Linked DNA regions of Mus musculus: region 1 is linked to region 2. A link is a loop called in an ENCODE intact Hi-C map of the cell type or tissue named here. Cell type or tissue: heart. All regions are shown on one strand. Each heading gives the region's core, and the rest is flanking DNA. Links, peaks and the distances in the headings are about the cores only. Region 1 has its middle 88 kb from the start of Gm39527. Region 2 has its middle 57 kb from the start of F630028O10Rik.

Region 1 (2,817 bases), core at 192-2,691, 700 kb before region 2:
ACAAGCCAGGCCTCCATCTTCTGCACTGTTCTCAACATTATCTTCCAAGCTCCTACACAACTTCTGACAGAGCTCTCAACACTGAATGGATCTTCTAGCCCAAAGTTCCAAAGTCCTTCCACAGTCCTCCCCAAAACATGGTCAGGTTATCACAGGAATACCCCACTATGCTGGTACCAATTTGTCTTAGTCAGGGTTTCTATTCCTGCACAAACATCATGACCAAGAAGCAAGTTGGGGAGGAAAGGGTTTATTAGGCTTACACTTCCATACTGCTGGAAATTACCAAGGAAATCAGGACTGGAACTCATGCAGGTCAGGAAGCAGGAGCTGATGCAGAGCCCGTGGAGGGATGTTCCTTACTGGCTTGCTTCCTCTGGCTTGCTCAGCCTGCTCTCTTATAGAACCAAGACTACCAGCCCAGAGATGGTCCCACCCACAAGGGGTCTTTCCCCCTTGATCACTAATTGAGAAAATGCCTTACAGTTGGATCTCATGGAGGCCTTTCCCCAACTGAATCTCTTTTCTCTGTGATAACTCCAGCCTGTGTCAAGTTGACACAAAATTAGCCAGTACGTACCCATTTATTAGTGAGTATATACCATGCATGTCCTTCTTTGACTAAGTTACTCACTCATTATATTTTCTAGTTCCATCCATTTGCCGGCAAAACTCATGATATCCTCCTTCTTAATAGCTAAGTAGTATTCCATTGTATACATTTTCTGTATCTATTCTTCAGTTGAGGGACATCACGGTTGTTTCCAGCTTCTGACTATCAGAGAAAAGGCCTCTATAAACACAGTGGAGCATGTTGCCCTATTGTATGGTGGAACATCTTTTGGGTATATTCCCAGGAGTGGTATTGCTGGGTCTTCAGGTAAATCTATTTCCAATTTTCTGAGAAACTGCCAGACTGATTTCCAGAGCAGTTGTACCAATTTGCAATCCCACCAGAAAATGGAGGAGTGTTCCTCTTTCTCCACATTCTTACCAGCATCTGCTGTCACCAGAGTTTTTGGTCTTAGCCATTCTGATTGGTGTAAGGTGGAATCTCAAGATTGTTTCGGTTTGAATTTTCCTGATTGCTAAAGACTTTGAACATTTCTTTAAGTGCTTCTCAGCCCTTTGAGATTCCTCTGTTGTGAAATCTCTGTTTAATTCTATTACCCATTTTTTGATTGGGTTGTTTGTCTTTATGGAGATTGTCACCTGGCCTTTATTACCCACTTATCTTCACCTTTAACCCTGCATTTGCTCCAGAGTAGATACTTAGAAAATAAGCCTATTCCAGTATGGAAATATGACAAGGTGTTTAAGAGTGATTGTTGCTCTTGTGGAGCACCAGAGTCCAGTTCTCAGTACTAACGTAATTCAGTACAGAGATTACCTATGCCTCTGACCCCCCCCCAGGAACATGAATTTATATGGTATTCACAAAAATATACACACATAAGCATACATAAAACACAAGAACCTCTTAAAATACTGAAAATGTGTGTTAAAATTAATTAATGAATTATGTAACAGGTGCTACACATGGGTTGAGTGCATGATACTTCACAGATCATCAGAGAGGACAGTGAACATTGCTAGAATAAAGCATGAAACTGTGAGAAAAGTATTTCCTTTTAGAAGTTTTGTTGGAAATGATAAATGATTCTGAGTGGCCACCAGGTGGGGACATTGCAGAGCAAATGCAAAGACTTGAGGCAAACAGCAGCACAAGCCATTCTTTCTGCTCAGAACTGCAGTTTACTTTTTTTTTTAAAATATACTACTTGTATTAATAATTTGGGAGTTTCACATTATGAACCCCTATCACACTAACTTCCCAGTCCTCTCAGGTCCTTCCTACCCTTGGCTCTCCACCCCCTCCCAACCCCCAAGAAGAACAGGGGAAATGAATGAATATAGGGGAAGAGGGAGGGAGAGAGGGAGCAAGAGTCCAATTTGTGTTGCCCATACGCTCCCAGAGCATGGTCAAACTACCAGTGCCTTAAAGAAAATAATTCTTCTCTACCCACATCCTTGCCACAGGCTATCAATTGTGGAAGGCTACATTTCAGCATCCTTACCACAATTTTTAAGATTTTTCTTTGATGGCTTTCTTTCTAGGCTGCTACATTTTGGGAGGGGGAACAGGAAAGTAGAGGTTATCACAGATACCTTCTCTCTCCTTTTTCCTCAATTGTGAGTCTGCAGTCATAAATACCATGGCAAATGTAATTTCCTTGCCCTTTACAGTGAGCGGGAGCATGAATCATGGATTTCCATGTGGTTTCTTGCAAGAGCATGGACCACAGCCATCCACACGATCTATGGCATTAACGTATTCTGTGGAGCTCAGCCTGGTCTCCTGTGGCAGTACACACCACAGACATCAACATGGCCTTCTGCTTCAGCAGAGGTCAAGAACATGAACATGGCCTGAGATGGTAGTGCAGGCCACTCATATCAACATGACTTCAGGTGGCAGAACAAAACAGAGACTTCAACATAGTGGGCTTTGGTATGCATATGCATAGAAGAATGTGTTGTATCTGCTTGAGCACACACATATACAAACACACACACACTAGTTGAAGAAGAGATAAAAGAGGTAATGAAATGTAGATGAAGATATGTGGGAAACTGTAGTGGAAGAGATAAGGGAAAGTTGCAGAAAGAGAGTGGTGGAAACTATGTAAACACAGCATAAATTTATTTTTTATTTTAAAATAAATATCAATATAAAAAAATCCCAGTGCCATATTGCTTAGACTAGAAAAAAATCATAAGAAAGCAAAACAAACAAAATATGGCAGAAGACATTCT
Region 2 (2,817 bases), core at 203-2,702:
CTAAATGCTTAGCTGTCGCTGCCATGGCTGTGGCATCTGCTGTATCTGCTGTTACTAGTGCTCTCTGGGCTCTGTTCTCAACTCAGCCCACACTATCAAAAGAAAAAAAAAGACGTTTACCTGGTATCATGCTGCAATACCAAGGAAGGCAGGAGTGTCTCACTGAGCAGCCTGTTTATTTATATGTGTCAAAAAAGTACATATGGGCCAGTAATAACCATATGTTTTTGACCAATCAGAGACATTCAGACCAACCACATACCTCCTTCATAGAATAATCACAGTCATTCACATTTATGTTTTGGAAAAATCACAGCTTTTCTCTTCAGCACCATTCACAACTATACCTTGGCTAGAACATCAAGGGATAAGCAATCCCTCTGGTAAAGATAGAAATTGTTGCAGTGCCTTCTTTAATTTATTTAGACTAATAATGACAAACATTTGGCACAAAGTGTTTCAAACAGTGTTGTCTATTCTGGGGATGGCAGTACACACCTGTAATCCCAGCACTTGAAAGTGGTGGAGGAAGAGCAGGAATTCAAGGTAGCTCTCATGTCCTTAGCTACGTAAAGATCAAAAATAAACAAAAAGAAGCAGCTTTGGCAGAGGCTGCTTTGCCTTTAGAATCCATGGCAACCACCTATGATTTTCCTCTAGTTGTCTATGAATATTGAAAAGAGCTGATGCTGGCAAAAGGGTAGTCTGGGTGGCTTTGGGGTTAGTAATCTTTTGCTTAAGCCAACAATGGCACCAAGTCTAAAGGGTGTTATTTAAGGAGTAAAATGTCCAAATTACCAATATCTTCATTTATCTATAGGAAAATGAGCATCATGGGTATATACAGTAAGAATTCAAAGAACTTAACACAAACACCAGTATTCAGTATTGCTTGAACAGTAGTTAATGTTTGCCTCATTTCAGAGAGAGAGAGAAAGAGAGAGAGCTGGCTCCCCTTTATGTATCTCATTATTATAAAATCTACAGAGCATGGCTATTTCTAAAACACTTTTCAACACATTTAATAATGCTGTTTTCTGTTTTAAATAGGTATTGACAATTTTCCAGTTCAATTTATTACTGAAAGCACTTCAGAATTCTAAGGTCTAAGGTTTCTATTTCCTGGAGACGGAAACAGGCCCAGAGTAGAAAAGGTAAAAACCTTACCAGTGACAGAAGACAGAATGTGCTCTGGAAACCAGTTGTTTGCACTCCAGACACCTAGTTCAGAATTTTCAGGAAACTGAGATGGACCACAAAATATAATATTGAATAGCAGTTTAAGACCAAGTCTTTAAGCCAGGTGTGGTTGCACATGCCTTTTATCACAGCATTCTCGAGACAGAGATTGGAAGATGCTTGAGTTTGAGGCCAGCCTAGTCTATAGAGCAAGTTCCAGAACAACCAACACTACACAGAGAAATGCTTGCTCAAACACCGCCCTGCAACCCTCCCCCCCCCCAAAAAAAAACAGTCTCCAGGGGTCCCTGATTTCATATCTCCGTTCTTGCGATTTTGAAGCTGTGTTAGTTTAAGCAATCTATTTACCAGTTTGTTTTCCTTATCTTGTAATGGGAACAACACTGCTTTCTGCCATCTGGAATTGTTGTAAATTTTAAATTAGTTAACATGAAAGAGTCCCTAGGTGCATGTACTGGTATATGCCTATAATCCTATAAACTCAGAAAACTGGGGCAAAGTGGATCATGAGTTTGAGGTGACCCTGAGCTACATAGTTCATTCAAGGCTGCATTACAAACCCTTATATTAAAGAATAACCTCTGACACAGTGATCTACATTTTCTTGTTGGCATGATTATATACAGTTTACTTTAAACCAATGACATGTGAGAAAGCATACCCAGCTAGAAGGTGGCTAAAATGTCAACATAATCACTGATGAGTTTTTATATTGGATAGGATACCTTACTTCCCTGTGCCTTAACTTCTCATCTGTAAATGAGGATAATTCTTAAGAGACAGTAAAGAAATATTACGTATGACTTGCTTCTTGTAAAATAGCAGGTAATGCGCAAGGGTAAGGTGAGTAATGGTTATATATAGCATGGTAGCTGAATGAAAAGAAGGAATACATTCAATCTGAAAGAAAAACAGGCTTGAATGTGTGGATGTTGTTTTCTTTTTCCGCAGTGAGGAAGAATGGAACCTAGGAGAGCAAACTAGGGATTTCCAATCCCCATTATCAGCACAGCCACTTCTTTCCCTCTTGCTAATACCAATACACCCACTAAGTAGCCTCCCTCTCTCTCTCTCTCTCTCTCTCTCTCTCTCTCTCTCTCTCACACACACACACACAAAATCATTCATGATGAATTCAAATGCAAACATCTTCAACAGCTATGTATGTTGTGGTGTTGATGTAGGGGTTACAGGTGTGTGTGGATGGACATGTAGATGTGGGTGTCAGAGGACAACATGGAGGAGTAGATTTCCACCATGTGAACTGCGGGGATCAAATGCAGTTCACTGGACTTTACAACAGGCATGTTTACACACTGAACCATTTCATTGGCCCTGCTACATATTTTTTGACAAATATTTTATTTGTCCTTTGAACATTTCACCCATATGTATGATGCATTTTTCTCTTTTTTAATATTTATTTTTCCATCATACAGTACATCCTGATATATGATGTTTTGATCATAATCTATTCTCACCTTCCCTTCCAAACTCTTCCCTACTCCAACACATCTCCCTCCCACTTCCATATCCTCCTTTAAAAATAACCCAGTGAATCCAATAAATAACCCAATGAATCTGATGAGTGCTGGCCATTTGCACACAGATGTGGAG

Evidence for each region. Hi-C counts contacts between places; a loop is a spot of excess contacts. Peaks named below come from ENCODE experiments on the same cell type or tissue, not always from the same donor. Only the 100,000 strongest peaks of a DNase experiment are listed, where the experiment ranks them.
Region 1: it touches region 2 in a loop (7-fold over the local background); 3 of 42 quality-filtered maps call a loop at or near these places.

The regions. Positions count from the first base shown.
Region 1 is chrX:96,877,792-96,880,608 of GRCm38, reverse strand. No RefSeq gene overlaps it. Among named protein-coding and RNA genes, the nearest start is that of Gm39527, 88 kb to the left of the region's middle. In heart, for the core only: a CTCF peak has its summit at 1,674 (motif pointing right); no DNase peak of the experiment used is centred there.
Region 2 is chrX:96,181,106-96,183,922 of GRCm38, reverse strand. No RefSeq gene overlaps it. Among named protein-coding and RNA genes, the nearest start is that of F630028O10Rik, 57 kb to the left of the region's middle. In heart, for the core only: no CTCF peak of the experiment used is centred there; no DNase peak of the experiment used is centred there.